Regions from separate parts of the Mus musculus genome. Here region 1 is linked to region 2. Evidence: chromatin loops called from intact Hi-C (ENCODE). Cell type or tissue: left cerebral cortex. All regions are shown on one strand.

What was found. Peaks named below come from ENCODE experiments on the same cell type or tissue, not always from the same donor. Only the 100,000 strongest peaks of a DNase experiment are listed, where the experiment ranks them.
Region 1: it touches region 2 in a loop (4-fold over the local background); 2 of 42 quality-filtered maps call a loop at or near these places.

What each region holds. Positions count from the first base shown.
Region 1 is chr14:106,496,346-106,504,345 of GRCm38, reverse strand. It overlaps Gm29871 (a long non-coding RNA gene), which reads right to left. Exons shown (of 5, transcript XR_874942.1): 3 at 3,313-3,413. Among named protein-coding and RNA genes, the nearest start is that of Gm29871, 13 kb to the right of the region's middle. In left cerebral cortex, a CTCF peak has its summit at 3,555 (motif pointing right); DNase peaks (open chromatin) are centred at 3,110 and 3,570; H3K4me3 peaks cover 904 bases; H3K27ac peaks cover 596 bases.
Region 2 is chr14:105,486,506-105,494,505 of GRCm38, reverse strand. No RefSeq gene overlaps it. Among named protein-coding and RNA genes, the nearest start is that of 4930449E01Rik, 8.3 kb to the left of the region's middle. In left cerebral cortex, a CTCF peak has its summit at 4,128; a DNase peak (open chromatin) is centred at 4,154; H3K27ac peaks cover 760 bases.

The DNA.
Region 1 (8,000 bases), 1.0 Mb before region 2:
CCATCCTTCCACAGTTCAACTTCCTTCTTACTTGCCCAAAATTGTTACAGTATTTTTTTTAATTATTCTTTAAAAATAACTCTGTGCCACTCAAGTGTTCTCTGATGTGTATGGTCTTCTCCTGAAGGGTGATTCGCTTACCAGCAGTTCCACATTGAGAACGTTCTCTCCCTTTCTCGGAGCTTCTGGTTATTGCCAATGACTCCGTGCCCTGGTGTGGGAGAGTGTGCCTAGCTGCTTGGTCTCTGCTTGGAGATGGCCAGGCTTGGGGTTTTCCAGGTTGTGTATATGCTGATACAACTGCTGTGAACTTACGTGTTCAACTGCCCTGCTGTGGCGGGAAGATGTCATTTCTGTGTATTCATTCACGGGCTCCTTTTACACTCCCCCCAGCTCCCTCTCTGCAGTTATCCTTGAGACTTGAAAGAAGTCATTTCAGTTAACATGCATTCCTGCATTCCTATTAGGGAGTAGTAGCCTGTAATGTCTTAATTTTTGCACCTCTGCCTAATGTGAGTTAATCAAAATCTAATGCAGTTAGAAGCTTCTCCGATAAGGGACAGGAGATGCATTGATCAATGGCTGTAACAATAATAATGTCATTGGGAATCAGTTTAATAGTACTTTCAGTTAGCAGCATCATAGGAACATGCTCTCCCTAGGACCAAGTGTCTGTCTAGCCATAAGTTCTTAGCCTTGTAAAGGTGCTAAATACGTGTTTCATCCTGTAGAGTGGAACTTACATACAATCTACGTTATAACATGATTTTTCCAGTGGTGCTCACACCACTATTGCACCAGGAGGCATGTTTTTGCAGACTAGTCATTACTGTACATCAGAGGGTTAAGAAGCAGATATAATGGATGGTTCTTGTTCTTCTCCAGTAGCTTACATAGCACTTTCCAGCACTGTGGAAAGAGGCCAATAGGGACAAAATATCCAAGTCCATAACAAGTGTAATTTTGCCAACCTTGATTTTGATGACTCAAGCATGGGCTATTTTCAGTAATTGGGTCTTACCATCAAACTCTGGAGGGTAACCAAGAGTATTGGCAGTAGTTTGTAATGTTCTGGGGTGGCCTATGGAACCTAACTGGCCCACCTCTAAAAAAAGGTAACTCATAGCTTGCACAGGGCATTTTATTCATGAGCCTTTGTTATCTAGTAGGAGCATTTTTTTTCCATTACGTGGTAAGATCATTTTAACTCTTTTAGTGTATGTGTATAATATATGTGGACCTTCTGTAGTACTAGAATTCCACATGACTTTTTCAAAAGTTCTTTGGAGTTAAGCCTACTCTCTTATCTACCCTACCCCCTTCCTCCCACCCCAGCTTAGACCTTCCATTCTGCATTTTAACCCTTTGAACCAGTAAACTCTATCTCCCCTCTCTTCTCTCTCTCTCCCCACTTCCTTTAGTAATTCTCTGACTTTTGTGGTTATTCTAAATGAAACACACATAGCTGTAGATTTAATACTGGCATCCACAGATAAGAGAAAACATGTAGTAACCTTTGTCTCTCTGTGTCTAGGTTATCTCACTCAAAATTCTTGTTTCCAGCTTCAAGCAAGTTACCTGCGAACTTCATAATTTTCTTTTTAATGACTGCTGAATAACAATCCATTATGTGAACATATACTTCCATTGTTCATTCATTGTTAGCAGATGCCTGCACTCTTTTCACTTCTTGGCTAGTGTAAATAGAGCATCAGTGATCTTGGCTCATCAGGTATATCTAGAGGAGGGTACGACATTTCTATAAAATAAAAACTATATGTAAATGACTACAGATTCATATCCCACTAAATGATTTTACAAAGTCCAGTATATAATGTGATTTTCTCTTGATTACTGCATTGGCTACTTTTCTTACTACTGTGACAAAACGCCTGACCAAGACATAGGGAAATAAGGTTTTCTCTACCTCACAGCATAAAGATATGGTGAGTAACCAGAGAGGGTGTCGCAGCAGAAGCACCCAGTGGCTGTTCAGCGTCTGCAGTCACCGAACTCTGTTCACCTTGCTTCCCCAGCCCCCTTTTGTTCCAGTCCATTCCCTAGCCATGTAGACTTCCCTGTCCACATTCAGAGCAAGTGTTCCCCCTGAGAGTGCTGTCATATACATACCATGGATGTGTCTTTTAAGTGACTAGAAAGCCAGTGAGGAAATCGAGACTAAACAGCACTTGGTGATGATGGTGATAAATGAACATTAAAATGTCATGATAATCAGACTGAGGGTTCAGTCAGTAACTGTGGCATTAGCATGAAAACCTGAGCTCAGATCCCAAAACCCATGGGGGTAAAAAGATGGTGTGGTTGCACCCCTCCTCAGTAAGTTATTCAGAACTGATCAGTCCTAACTGGACAATCAGCGTTCTTCAGTGGAGTGGCCCTGAGTATATCAACCACGCTGCAGCGTTGGTCTATGCTGTCCAGCGCACATTGAACTCCGTAGGTAGTCCAGCTTAGTTGCAACTAGCTCTCTTTACATAATGATTCATATCTATAACTTCAACACCCCTGTAATTTTCAGAGTTGGGAATTCATGTGGTGTGAGGTGAGGTATTTTCTGTCATCTGTCTGTTTTGTCCGTTTAGGAGGTAGTGTGCAAGGAGACTGGAGTAGAGAAAGGAAGGCAGAGGATGATGTAGTTAAGGCTCAGGAGAGAGAAGGACGACACACAGCTAAGATAACGCTTTTTCTATTACTACCATTCAGTTTTTAAACTGAAAATAACACATTTTCTATTTTGACCGTTTAATATTTAAACTTCCGTTCTCATTTCTCAAAACTAAATTAGAAGTAATACTTTGAAAAAAAAAGAATATCAGCTTTCTGCGCAGAGGACAAGAAGAGAACTCTAGGTGAGCTTGCTAGGACTATCACAACAAATTAAAACATGTAGATTCCTTAAAGTGCAGAAATGTTTCCTTGTGGATCTGGAAACTGGAAGTGCAAGATCAAGGTATCAGCGGAACGGACCTCTCTCCGTAGATGCCTCTGCTTCGCTTGTAAATGGCAAATGGTGTGACGTCACACACGATTCTCTGTATCCTCGCCTCATAAGGACTCAGGAGTAATGGCAGGTTCCCCACCCTTCTTATCTAACTATAAAGACCCATCATCTCCAAACACAGCACAATCGCGCTCTTGAGGTACTGGGATCAGCACACCAGCCTGTTAACGTGGTGGTAAAGGCTGCAGAAGGGAGCCTGGAAACAGAGTGACCGATACAGTTGGAGGTGGGGAGAAGGGAATAGAAACACATCTAACTTACAACGAGGCATCCTGTAAGGCTAAAGTCACCTGAAACGTCATCATCATGGTGCCGTTTAAGCTGCCCGGATGCTGAGGAGGGTGGGAAAAGGAGACCTTCTTTCATTCCTCTGACTCTTTCGCAGTTTACTCTGTGAAGGAAATATTCGGTGTTAACATGGGGAAAGTTGTTGACGCGTATGCATCCTTCATTGAGAGTCTAAGATAAACAAGTTCAAGTTGAGAAGTGAATTGCGTATGTAATTGCTCATCTTTCATTAGAACACTAGAGGGCGCCCTTCTCTTCTGTTAAAACACTGCTTCGAAATGAGTGGAAATAACAGGAGGGATTGCTCTGTAAAAATCATGGTTTTGTTTGGATAATTATGGGCTTGCTTCCACGTTCATTCCATTCTAATTTTTCTGATACCAAAACCAGCATTTTAAGTAATACTAAGCAGACTCGTAACTGAAAGGCCAGAAATAAGTATCGTGGCCGAGATCCTTAAGCCTGAACAGCTGCTAAGCACAGCCGGGAACAAGTGTTTTGTACCTCTTGCAATTGTCTGTTGAGTGTAATCAGCCTACGTTTCTGTGTTTAGGATTAGGGAGGGTCCTCCATGATTGTTTTCTGTATCTCACGCTCTCAAGTGAAGAGCACATTATTCTAGATTGGTGCATCTTTTAACAAGAGTGTCAAGGAGACCAGCCAAGCATTAAACATAAGAACCAAAATTTCAGCGTGGCCCAGATAGTGTTAATGACCAATATTTCGTTAGCATTTCTGATGTCAAATACCAAGCACTTTATTAAACTATTTTAGGGACACTATTGTGAACGGCTGTATTTATTGTCATGTTTAATATGGAAAGTGTTATAGCATTATGAAAAAAACAGATAGCCTATGACGAAAGGTGGCTTTGTCTCTTGGCATTACTGTATAAACATTTCATACCCTGCATACTTTATAGAGTTTTACTTCTAACAGTTTTGAAAGCTAGGGGTTTTGACTGTAATGTGCCTATAGTGGCAGAGTCTAAGGGCCTGGTCTCTGCTTTCAAATGACAAAAAGAAACCTGTATCAGCACACAGGGAAAGACAGAGGGACAGAAGGACTGGCCTGTTCTGGTTAGCACTTGGATAAAGTTGATCTCATTGGTGGGAGGAACCTGTATCAGCACACAGGGAAAGACAGAGGGACAGAAAGACTGGCCTGTTCTGGTTAGCACTTGGATAAAGTTGATCTCATTGGTGGGGGGAATGGGGCCTCCTGACTCCTCACTCTGACATCCCTTACAAGCCCTGTTCTTTAACCTACCTATAAAGTGGGGATTTTCTTAGACACATTTACTCCCTAGCAAAAGCCATTTGCAGATTTTAAGAAATGCTATGGAGTTTTGTTCGTATTTCTCTCAGGTAAGAAAGAATAAATTTGCGAGGATGGCTTTTGTGACCTGTTGGTGGCGAGTGTGGTAATGCAGGGGTCTGCCCCTAGAGTGGATGAGAACAGTGAGACATATTCATTTTGAATACCTGATAAGTTTGAGAATATTCACCGATTCTGAAATCATGTCGATATTCTGCTAATTATTATCCATCCCAATTAAAAATCTGAGGGTTAGATTTTTTTTCCAATATGCAATTTTAAATCTGTGATACTAGACTGACACCATCAATGTTATCTCTGACCTAAGCACCTTTCAAGTGCTTTTAGGTTGAGAGAAGTAGGGTAGCCCAGACTTAAGTTCCCAGAACTGCCATGCAAAGCTCAGAAGAGCTGGAGGGATGCTGCCAGTCACCAAGGAGACCAATTGCTAAATATCCTAAGCAGAGCTAAGTGCTATGTACAAGACCATGTCCATATGACAACATCTTCACCATGGAGAAAGTTCCCAGGATTTTATAGTGAACATTCTGCAGACCGTTGACCGACCTTGGAGTCTTATCAAAAGGAAACGCTCTGGGAACACTAACTCTGCATCGGGTACAGACCAACAAAAACAATGGGTAAAAGGGATGCTGGTATAGATTGTATTGACGGAGCGCATCTTATTCATATCAAATGGCAAACTTGTAAGGACATTACTAGAACTGTTACCTGTTTGTATTGAAAGAAGCAGTGGGAATATTAAAGAAAAGGAGGCTGACAATTCCCTCAAGTTAGTGGCACGAAGCAGATTGATATACTCACTCAGGAGCGAATGTGTGATGGTGTTCATGAAAAAAAAAAAAGTGGGAGGAACCAAGAAAACGGGTTCTAGTGAGAGTCCGTGCCAGTGCGCGCCCTCTGCCTCGTCCATAATGCAGCCTCACAGAATGATTGCACAAGACTTAATTTTTCTAAACAAGACAACACCTTCAAAACAAATTGAAGACTTCCCGGTTTTTTCACGATTAGATTGCAAAATTTACCAGGCCGCATTTTCCTTCATTTCTCTACTCCCAGCCCTGTTTTGAAAGGAGGATGTCTATACCTTCCTTTCAGGGCACACACTACACTTCAAGCTGTGTGTAACAACAACATGTAACCTGCGGGTTTACTTGCACAATGAAACAAATGCACAACAAAGTGGTGTATACACAAATGAACCAATACCCAGCTCTCTAAATTAACAGTCAGGGAAACAAATAGCACTGTATATGCTCTTTGTGTAATATATTAGACATTACTGACATATGTTTATTTTATTTTTATCCTACTCAGTCTGTATGTTACTTGTATATATGCTTTCTGAAGAAATGAAAAGGAATCATAAATTGAACATCTACCTCAAAATGCCTACAACGCAAGGAAATTGGTATATTAAAACATATAAATATATATTTAAATGAACTTTTGTCACTAGGGTTGACAATGGGAATTCTGAAAGAACAAAAATGTCCCATGAGAAAAACATTGTGAGGAGCGAAACAGACTCGGGCTCCAATCCCTAATGGAAATGCTCTGAGACCTATCTTCCAGTAATTTTACATTCTTACATAGTCCTGCCTGTGGTGAATAAGAGGGATTCCTGGGTTGTTTTTAAGCAAAATAAAGGCAAAATTCATTCAGTATTTTGTCATGCCTTGTATAAAACTGAGCACTTGTTTGTTATCTCTTTGCTGGCTTTGCAAAAGCAAACGTTGAAGGGAGGCAGCCTACAAACAGGAACGAGGGGTAAACTGTGTGAACAGAAAGATTCTGACAGCCAGAAAGAAGCTGAACTGACATCCCCAAACTGAAAGAATACAAATTTAACACACAACAGAAGAGAGCTTAGAGGTGCATCCATTGTGAGTAAACTTTTATGTCAATTACTGAGAAATAATCTAGCATCCCTACAAAAGGATACAGATATCAGAAATGGTGTTCTGTAAGTGTAAGAAGGAATTTGTTCTCTGTTAAGATGCTAAAATGTGTCAAATTCCTGTGCAGTATCAGAAAATTAATATATTTAGCTAGGTAAGGTGGCCCGTGCCAGTAGGCATGTGCTGAGAAAATGGGGGCAGAAGTTTAAGGCCAGCCTGCCTTCCCATTAAGAAAAGAAAGGAAGAAAGGAAGGAAGGAAGGAAGGAAGGAAGGAAGGAAGGAAGGAAGGAAAGAAGGAAGAGAAAGGAAGGGAAGAAGAAAAAAGAAAGGGCTGGAGAAAGAAGGAAAGAAAGAGAAAGAAAGAGAAAGAGAGAAAGAAAGAAAGAAAGAAAGAAAGAAAGAAAGAAAGAAAGAAAGAAAGAAAGAAAGAAAGAAAGAGAAAGAAGGAAAGAAAAGAAGGAAGAGGAAGGAAGGAAGGAAGGAAGGAAGGAAGGAAGGAAGGAAGGAAGGAACAATGAAACAAGGAAGGGAGGAAAATTATTGCATTCATATAATTTGTTTTTGAAATATTTAACATAAAGTATCAATCATTGGTTATGTTTTTCTTAAACTGTAAAATATGATGTTACTTAAATATTTCTGCAAGGAATTACACAGTGTGGCTTCATGGCTTTCAACAAGAATAAAGGTTTTTTTTTTTCATTAGTTCATTTTAAGCTTTACTTGGAGAGTTCTCTTGTTTGGTTATTTTCAGATTCATTTAGGTAGGAGACTTTGCTTTAATTGTTCTCAAATGGGTTGGGAAAAATATATAGAAAATAAAAAAAAATGCAGGTGGGGAAAAATTACATAAGTTCTCCCCATGTAGATAGAAATACGACTTGACAAAGGAATTGATTAACCAGTTGTTAGCACGGGGACAAACTGAACAAGACTAACTTGCCCATGGGTATTTTAGACAGGGTTGTAGTAATTGGATCCCTTTGTGCCTGTGTTTACTCTTTACTTTGTTACAAATTGTTTTGTTCTTGCAATGTTCCAAGTGTTGGAGGTTTTGTTCATTCCATCTGTCTGAGGATGGTTTAAGGCATTCTGTGGATACATTAGTCATTCTTCTATCCATTTCTTCTATACTGAGTTCAACACTACAGTAAACTTTCCCCCACTTTTTTTTCTTTTTTTTTTTAAATTTAATTTTATTTGTAATTCATTTTTTACACTCCATATTCCATTCCCGGAACTTCCGCATCCACCCTCTGACTGCTCCACATCCCACCCCTCCTCCCCATCCCACCCCTTCTCCACGAGGATGTCCCCATCCCCACCTGACCTCTAAACTCCCTGGAGCCTCCAGTCTCTTGAGGGTTAGGTGCATCATCTCTGAATGAACACAGACCTGGAAGTTCTCTATTGTATATGTGTTGGGGGGCTTCATATCAACTGGTTTATG
Region 2 (8,000 bases):
AACACCTGGCCAGAGTCTATTATTGCCTCACTTGCTTATTTATCTTGTGGGTAGGGGAAGAAGGTAACACACGCCACAGTGTACATGCAAAAGTCAGAGAACCACTTACAGCAGTTGCTCCTCTCTTTCTATCACACAGCTTCCGTCCAGGGATTGAACTCGGGTCACTAGGCTTGGCAGGAAGCACCTTTATCCACTGAACCATATTGCTGGTCCCCGTATTAGTATTTTCATGTCAGTAATTTTACATTCAAAGTTCATTTTGCCATGTGCCAAAAACAAAGGACATGACTGATATATCAGTACTTCTGAGCCATGCATAAGAAATCTATAGTTGATAGTCATTTATAAATTATATTTAATATATCATATATTCATAGTTAATATATGTATGAATATATGCACACGCACACATACATGTTATATATCATGAAGATATAAATTATTTTATATATTATAAACATATGTGATGCCTTAAGTTGCATGTTAGACATCATAAATTTAAATATTTACATGTATTTATATGTTATATTTTACTTGTAAAGATGTGCTATATATCATATATGGTATCTTTATATATGTTATACATGTTTTTACACACATATGATTTCATATGTGTACCTTTCAGTTCTTATTTCTTTTGCCTTTGTCTCAACACAATGTCATCAAGACCTTGGATGATCTCCATAAGTGTCAGAAGATAAATAATCTATCTCATCGTGGTAGTTACAACAGTAATACAGCTTCTGTTTACTTCATCTGTGCCAACTCCAGGCCATGATGTAAATATGTTTTCAAATAAGTCCTCTGTCTCGTTTAATCTTGATAATCTCCCTGAGAAGGATCTTGCTATTCTCCAGATCTCAAATTTGGGAGTTGCAGTGTGAAGATGCTAAATAGCGTGTTTCAGAGCAAGTGGTATTAATTCAACATTGGAAAGACCACTGGTACCCAACAGACTCTTCCAGCTGAGTTCAGAAAGTGTGCTTTCAAGATCCAAGCTCTCCTTGTGCCTGAGTTGGTATGACTTTACTCAGTCCTCTGTCCTTTACCTCATCCCTCTCCTGGAAGTAACTTCAAGCATTTTATGTTGATATAGTGAAATAGTAAGAGCCCTATATTCCTAAATAATAAAACAGAGGGGATAGGGGCAGAGACATCTGATTGTGGCAAACCACCACAGCCAAGAACAGAGTGAGAAAGAGCCAGAAAGCATTTCTATGATGTCTTTGTCCATTTTGGTGTGCCTGGGAATGTCTCAGAAAAAAATTACTATTTCTCCCAAATAACAAATTTATTGAGTCATCATCAAATCCTTTCCAGTGGATTCAAGTTTTATAGCTTTGATTTTAAGCTTTTTTTTTTTAAACTTTTTTGTTGTTGTTTGGTTTGGTTTGGTTTGGTTTGGTTTGGTTTGGTTTGGTTTGGTTTGGTTTGGTTTTTCGAGACAGGGTTTCTCTGTGTAGCCCTGGCTGTCCTGGAACTCACTCTGTAGACCAGGCTGGCCTCAAACTCAGAAATCCACCTGCCTCTGCCTCCCAAGTGCTGGGATTAAAGGCGTGCGCCACCATGCCCGGCTTACATATTTTAAAAATCAAATGTAGTGGCCTCTCTATTGTCCTCCCTGACAGTAGGAAGAAACGCTTAGGGATCCTGCTCTGTGGTGTGAGCCTGAGCACACGAGGGCATTTAAATGTCTTAAAAGTCCACTATGGAAAACCGCAGTCAAGCTTGAGCTCATACATCAAAGATTCCATTCCTGAAGCTTATAGGACCATAAAATCTAGAGGAAAAAAAAGCTTGATAGATTTCTCTCTTGGGTATTATGACAATATACTTGTCCTATCCAGTGGCACCCAAAATGGGAGAATTTATCCAAATGTCATTTTAGAGCTAAATGCTAGTTACCCAATGGAGGTACAAATATTTCAATATAGTTTGTTAATCAACTGGAACTTGGTCCTCCATAGTTCCTACAATCAAATGCCTAAGATGGACACACACTGTACATTGAAGAGTTTCTGCATGGCCATGTCACAATGACCTAAGTAAACGACAGGAAGACTGAAGACCCGTGGAGCAGCCTCTTCTGGACACCTAAGGTGCCATCTTTATTTGAGAATGAAAACTCAATGGAACCTTGGAGTCTTTCTATAGAATTCCTTCTACCCAGACACCATAAACTTCCCTTTAACCACCCAATACAGTCATCATAGCAGAGTTCTCTACCCAGTCCAGTTTCCAATACCCCTTTACTATAGGCTGCATCAGCGCACTCTGACTAATCATGATTCAAGGTTTGAAAACTGAACTCTAGACCATAAAAGTGACACCTAAGCTGGTCTCTGTTGTTGCCTGGTGTCTTGAAGGAAACTGGATAGGTCTACAAGGCAATTCACACAACAGAGGCTGCTGGTCCTTATTTCTATAATCCCCCTGTTAAGGAAGGAAAATCCAGGTCAATGTTGGCATGGTGAACAATTTACCTTCTCTTTTTTCCATAAATGTCTCCACCTTTCACTAAAGCCCATCTATCACCGACACAAATTGCAGGTGTTAGAGCCAGACATGTGACCCTAGGAACATCTTTGCCATTTCTGAATGACCTATGCATGCAACAGTATGTCCTATAGACACAAGCAGTCTGGAATTTTCTAGAAGGAACACAAAACCTTTGTCATTAGGCTGGCTTACATGTCAGCCCTTATGTCAGGCTACTGGTATCTGAAGTGCTCTGGTTTTCTCATCAAGAGGGACCTGTCACATGAGTTGAACACCTGAGGACAGGGCATGGAGTTGATGTCAGTGCCCAGGTTCCAAAGCTGAACTGGACTCCACGTAGTTCCCTTGTTTAAGGCTGCTCCTGGCTGCAAAACTGAGGGCCTCTGATCACTGTGTTTTAGTGTCTGTCCCACTTCAGCACACCATTGAGTCTGAGACTTCAACCAAGCAGGGTGATAGTAACTGATTCCAATGACTATTGAGGGTTTCTTTGGAGTTGACTCGATATTAGATACCTTGGAGAATATTTCTTTGAAGAAAATGATTTTTTTGTATGTTTTACTTAGAAAATTGATCATATTCTTGTCCCCAAATCAATGATGCCTTGTAAATATTGTAAAAGTGTATGTATGTTTTGATATACACAAGCCTTCTGTTGATTGCCATATTCAGTTTGACGTTCAGAGGTACAAATTAGCTCTAGTAGAGAGACAATAGATAGCAGGAAGAGCTCAGCCAGCAGGACTCACTAGAGATGACACGAAATTATTATTTGTCTGATTGAAGCTTTTATCTAAGTAAACAGAAGTCATTACCCAGTCAGGATTTGTGGCAAGATCTAGAGTTACCCAGGGCTCTTGAAGAAAATATCCAGAAGATTTTCAGAAGCATTTGGGACAAGGGGGCTCAACATCTCAGCCATTATATGATGTATTATCGTCAAGACAACTGAGGTCTGAGAAGCAGTTTAACTTAAAACCACCACCCAACAGAAAATTGCCACTGCTTGAGTCACTGGGTACCGTAACATCCTTAAGTCTGTTGTTTGTTTGTTTGTTTGTTTTGGGACAGGGCATGACAATGCAAGGAGTAGTATTTTCATAACCAATTAAATTTAACAAAGAATGTAGTCCTTCCTTCTCAATTCAAACTGCACCAAATAAACCTCCAAAAATATTTCACGCAGCGAGTTTTGTTTTGCTTTATTCTTCTCATTCTCTCAGCACATGAATTATTAAAGGCATACAACCGACTGTAAAATCCAGTCTATCCCCAAATCCCATAGCCCGTCATGCTGGAAGCTTTAACCATGTTTTGCAGTTGTAGAAATGATGAGGATCCACTCTATAGACACCTGTAAAGCCCAAGCATGAGACAGAGGTGGCCGGGTTCAGTCTGTGATCTTGCAGACATCCTGAAAGAGCTAGTGAGGGCTCCAGGGAAAGGACTTCTGATGTGAGAAAAAGTATGTGGCACTGTGTGGAACAAGAGTCAAGGTTAGTTTCTCATAAAACAGATACTCTCTGGGTACAAAATGTAGAACAGTTCTACTGGGCTCTTCCTTCATCGAAGCCAGTAGAATCTCTGTACCTAGCATGGTTGGCTTGTTCAGTAAACCCGTGTGGTTACCAAGGTTACTGCACTGAGTTCTGTAGCCTCCGCAGCTCTATCTTAGTATCTTTCCTCCTGCTCCTTCCAGACTTCCTGCATTGTCACACACTAACTCCAGAGGACCCCCACAGAGTGCCTTTTCTCTCTGTCATGTCAGCTCCTCCCAGATGACAGGGGAGAATCTTACTGCAACATATTGTTCTCAACATAGTTTTAATATCAATCCCTTTCATTCTCAGAACGGATCCATTTTTAGAGGATAAATTATAGGGTTATCTTTTCTGGATCTTACTATTCTCCATTCTCCCTTCCTTCTTCCATAATATCTATTTTTGTATCAACCAAACATCACATTGCTAAGCGTGCACACCTTCCTCTCAGAGGCTGGAGCAGGGGGACTGAATTCAAGCTTCAGCTCCATAACAAACCCCTATCTCAAAACAAACAAAACTAAATCAAAAACCTCCCAGCATGAATGTTTCCAAATTCCTACTCTACCCATGCGCTTTCTACTAAGTGCTAACCATCTCAGCTCCCTTGTCTGTTTGATGTGAGAACCAAGCATCTGTCAAGTTGCCTTCCCTTTTTACAGCAGCATTGCAATGTGTGTGTGTGTGTGTGTGTGTGTGTGTGTGTGTGTGTGTGTGTGTGTGTGTAAGCAGTTGAGACTAAGATCTCAGGCATGCTAGGCAAGTGCTCTACTACCAAGCCATATCTCCAGCTCCCGAATTATAACTTTTACTAAAGATATTCCATAAAGCTTGAGATCTTGAAGTTGTATTGCCAATTATCTATTATGTCCCATAAATTCTGCTAGGTCAGGATGTCCTAAGCCTACCATTCTGCTTTCTCCTCAACCTGAAGCATCTTCAGTCCTGGTCTTCTCTCGTAGACCACCATAGCTGCTCAGAAATAGACCACCATAGCTGCTCAGAAATTAGCAGTGATTCCCAAGGAATACTAAATTAACTTAAACTCCCTATACTGGCTCTTGGGGGCTTTTACAATATAGCTTCATATTAACTTACTGCTCTAAAAAATAATAGTCCATTGTTTCATTATCCATTATAACTGCTTGTGTTATGAATGCTAATATATTCCCCCCAAAACAAAAACTGTTTACACAAGTGCGATGGCACTTAGTTTCTGGGAACCTTCCCCTGGTTGGTTCTGACTGGTAAATAAAGATGCCAACAGCCAATAGCTGGGGAAGACAGAGAGAGGTAGGGCTTGGGACCAGGAGCAGGAAGAGAAGGGGGAGATCCGCCATGCTGGGAGAGTGTGGATGAGAGGAGAGACGCCATGCCTGAGAAGAGTGCAGGACAGAGAGGCAGAGCTGCCCTGTAAAGGAGCCCGGAAAGGTTGGCCCAAAGGGATGACCATCTGGGTCCAGAGCAGGCAAGATAGACCATAAAATTAGTAATAACTCTGAATTAACTGCAAGGAGGGTTGACAGTGGCCAAGCTATTGTGCTGTTTAAGCCATATTAACATATAAAGTCTTCAATTTCATTTGGGAATATAAACCATTGGGGTAGGTAGCAAACCACACTGACAAAAGTCATTAATTAACATTTATTTCTACATCCCATAGGTCCTTTCTTGTCTATACTTACAATTTCGAGTTCTAGACCTCACAGGTACTCATCTACCTAGAAGAGAGACTATACTAGTAGAAAATAGTATCCTAATCCTTTTCCTTTATTCTTGAGAGATGGTTTCCAGTAAGAAGGAAATGGTTTCCAGTAAGAAGCTGCAGGTAGCAGCCACCGAGCAAAGGGTAGCCGGCGAGATTCTCCTCCATCATCTGACCATTGGTGGCGGACTCCTTTGTATACCTGCTAAAAATGAGAGGAAAATTCGGGTTTTGAAATTTTTCAACTTCTGAAACACTTAATCCTGAATACTCATTCTTTCTACTATATTATATTCAACACACTCTGTTCCTTTTATTAAAAAAATAATAAAAATAAATACCCCTAAGACATAATATATTGTGAGAATGACTTGAACTATTTTTTTTTCTCATCTGTGCCATATCTTTAGCCTGGAATATCATCATCCCCATTTCTACTTTTATAATCTATCCATTCACTGCCTACTCAAATACCATTTCCTTAGAGGGCCTTTCCCCAAATAAGCATTTCTGTTCCATCATCTCCATCTTTACCATCATCATCATCACCACCACCATCATCCTCCTCCTCATCATCATCATCGTCATCATCATCATCGTCGTTGTCATCATCCAGTACTTTCAGAGCTTTACAATGGCCTCTACAGACCCAGTCCCTCTAAACCCCACCTTCAAAGTCTCTGACCACAATGCTGCCAGACCAATCTTAACAGACACAGGCCTTGTCACAACATTCCTTAGCATAAAAGACTATAACGAGTCTTTCCATAGACTACCCAGAAAGTGTTCTCTTCCCTGTTCACCCAGCCACAGTCCTGTTGATGGCCCCCCATGACACTGCCCTCTACTTACTCTCAGAAGGAGAGTCAAATGCTTCATTCTTTGCATATACCAAATTATGCTTACACTATTTCACTTGTTACAACATATTTATTCCTTAGCTTTCTTTTGTAATTTCTATAGGATCATAAGTTCTCTGGGAGTTGAGCGATCATGAAGTTGCTAAGGTCACATATTCCAGAAATAGAATATAGGTTCAAGTCCTAATTCTGCTACTCACAGTGTACTAATACCACAGTAATTTCACACCCAGCAACCACAAATTCCCAGTGATATTGGGCAATTGACTTTTTCAATTCACAATTTGAGTGGTACGTCTGTGTTTTTGTTTTTGTTTTTTTGTTTTTGGTGAAACTTTGGTGATTTGGGCTGAATCTGACCATAAATTCCTTTGATGTGTCAGTTGATATAGCTAATGAGTATAGGTATACACACACACACACACACACACACACACACACACACACACACTCATACACTGCTTCCACCAGGAAGACAAAACCAGGAGAGTATAATGGAGGATAAAATAACTAGACAGTAGAAATGTATCATCTCACTGAGGCCATCCATGATCAGTTAGACCCGGATGCATGAACCAGACCAGCTTATGGACCAATGCTTCAAAGCTTGCCTAATATCAGACTAGCCCCCATGGTACTGCAGCTGGCATTGCACATAGCCTCTGGATCAGCCCCTGCACAGGAAAGTTACAGTGCCATCACCAGACATTTTGTTTGTTTGTTTGTATATCAAATCCAATCTCTCATACAAGGCAGTGTTTTACCAGTGACCCCAACCCTACGTTTGTTCAGGTTTAAGAACCAGTTTGGTATACATAAGCCAATTTCCAAACCAGATCAAGATACCTGTCTTCCATGAAGCTGGTCTGATGCTGACAAGGGAACTGGAGCTCAAGGAGACTGGAGTGGACCTGGTCATGCAGTGGAAGCAGCTAGGTCGGCAAGCACTTGCTCAGAGGCTAAGGCGGATGTTTTGGAGAACTACCTAGAACATTTTAGTTTTTCTTTCCTTCTCTCCTTTCTTCCCGTTTCTTGCGGGCACAGATGCTAGGCCTACCCAGGCCAGATCAAAGCTTTATGCTCACCCAGAGTCCAAGTTCATCCCAGTAGATCTCAACTCTGGACCAACTTCTCTGGACTCAAGTTTCAGACAAGGACTTGAGGATCCAGGATCCCGGCCAGTTTTTTGTTTGCTTGTTTTTGTTTGTTTTGTTGTTTTGTTTTGTTTTGTTTTTGTGAACTTAGCTTCAAGCCCAGCTCTAGTAGGTAAAATCTTTATCCCAATAGCTAAGTACTCATGCACTTAGCCCATCTGAGCCCCATGTAAGCCCTGAGAAACCAGAAGGCTTCTTTAGATACTTTCTCTGGACTTACCATTATAGATCTAATCAA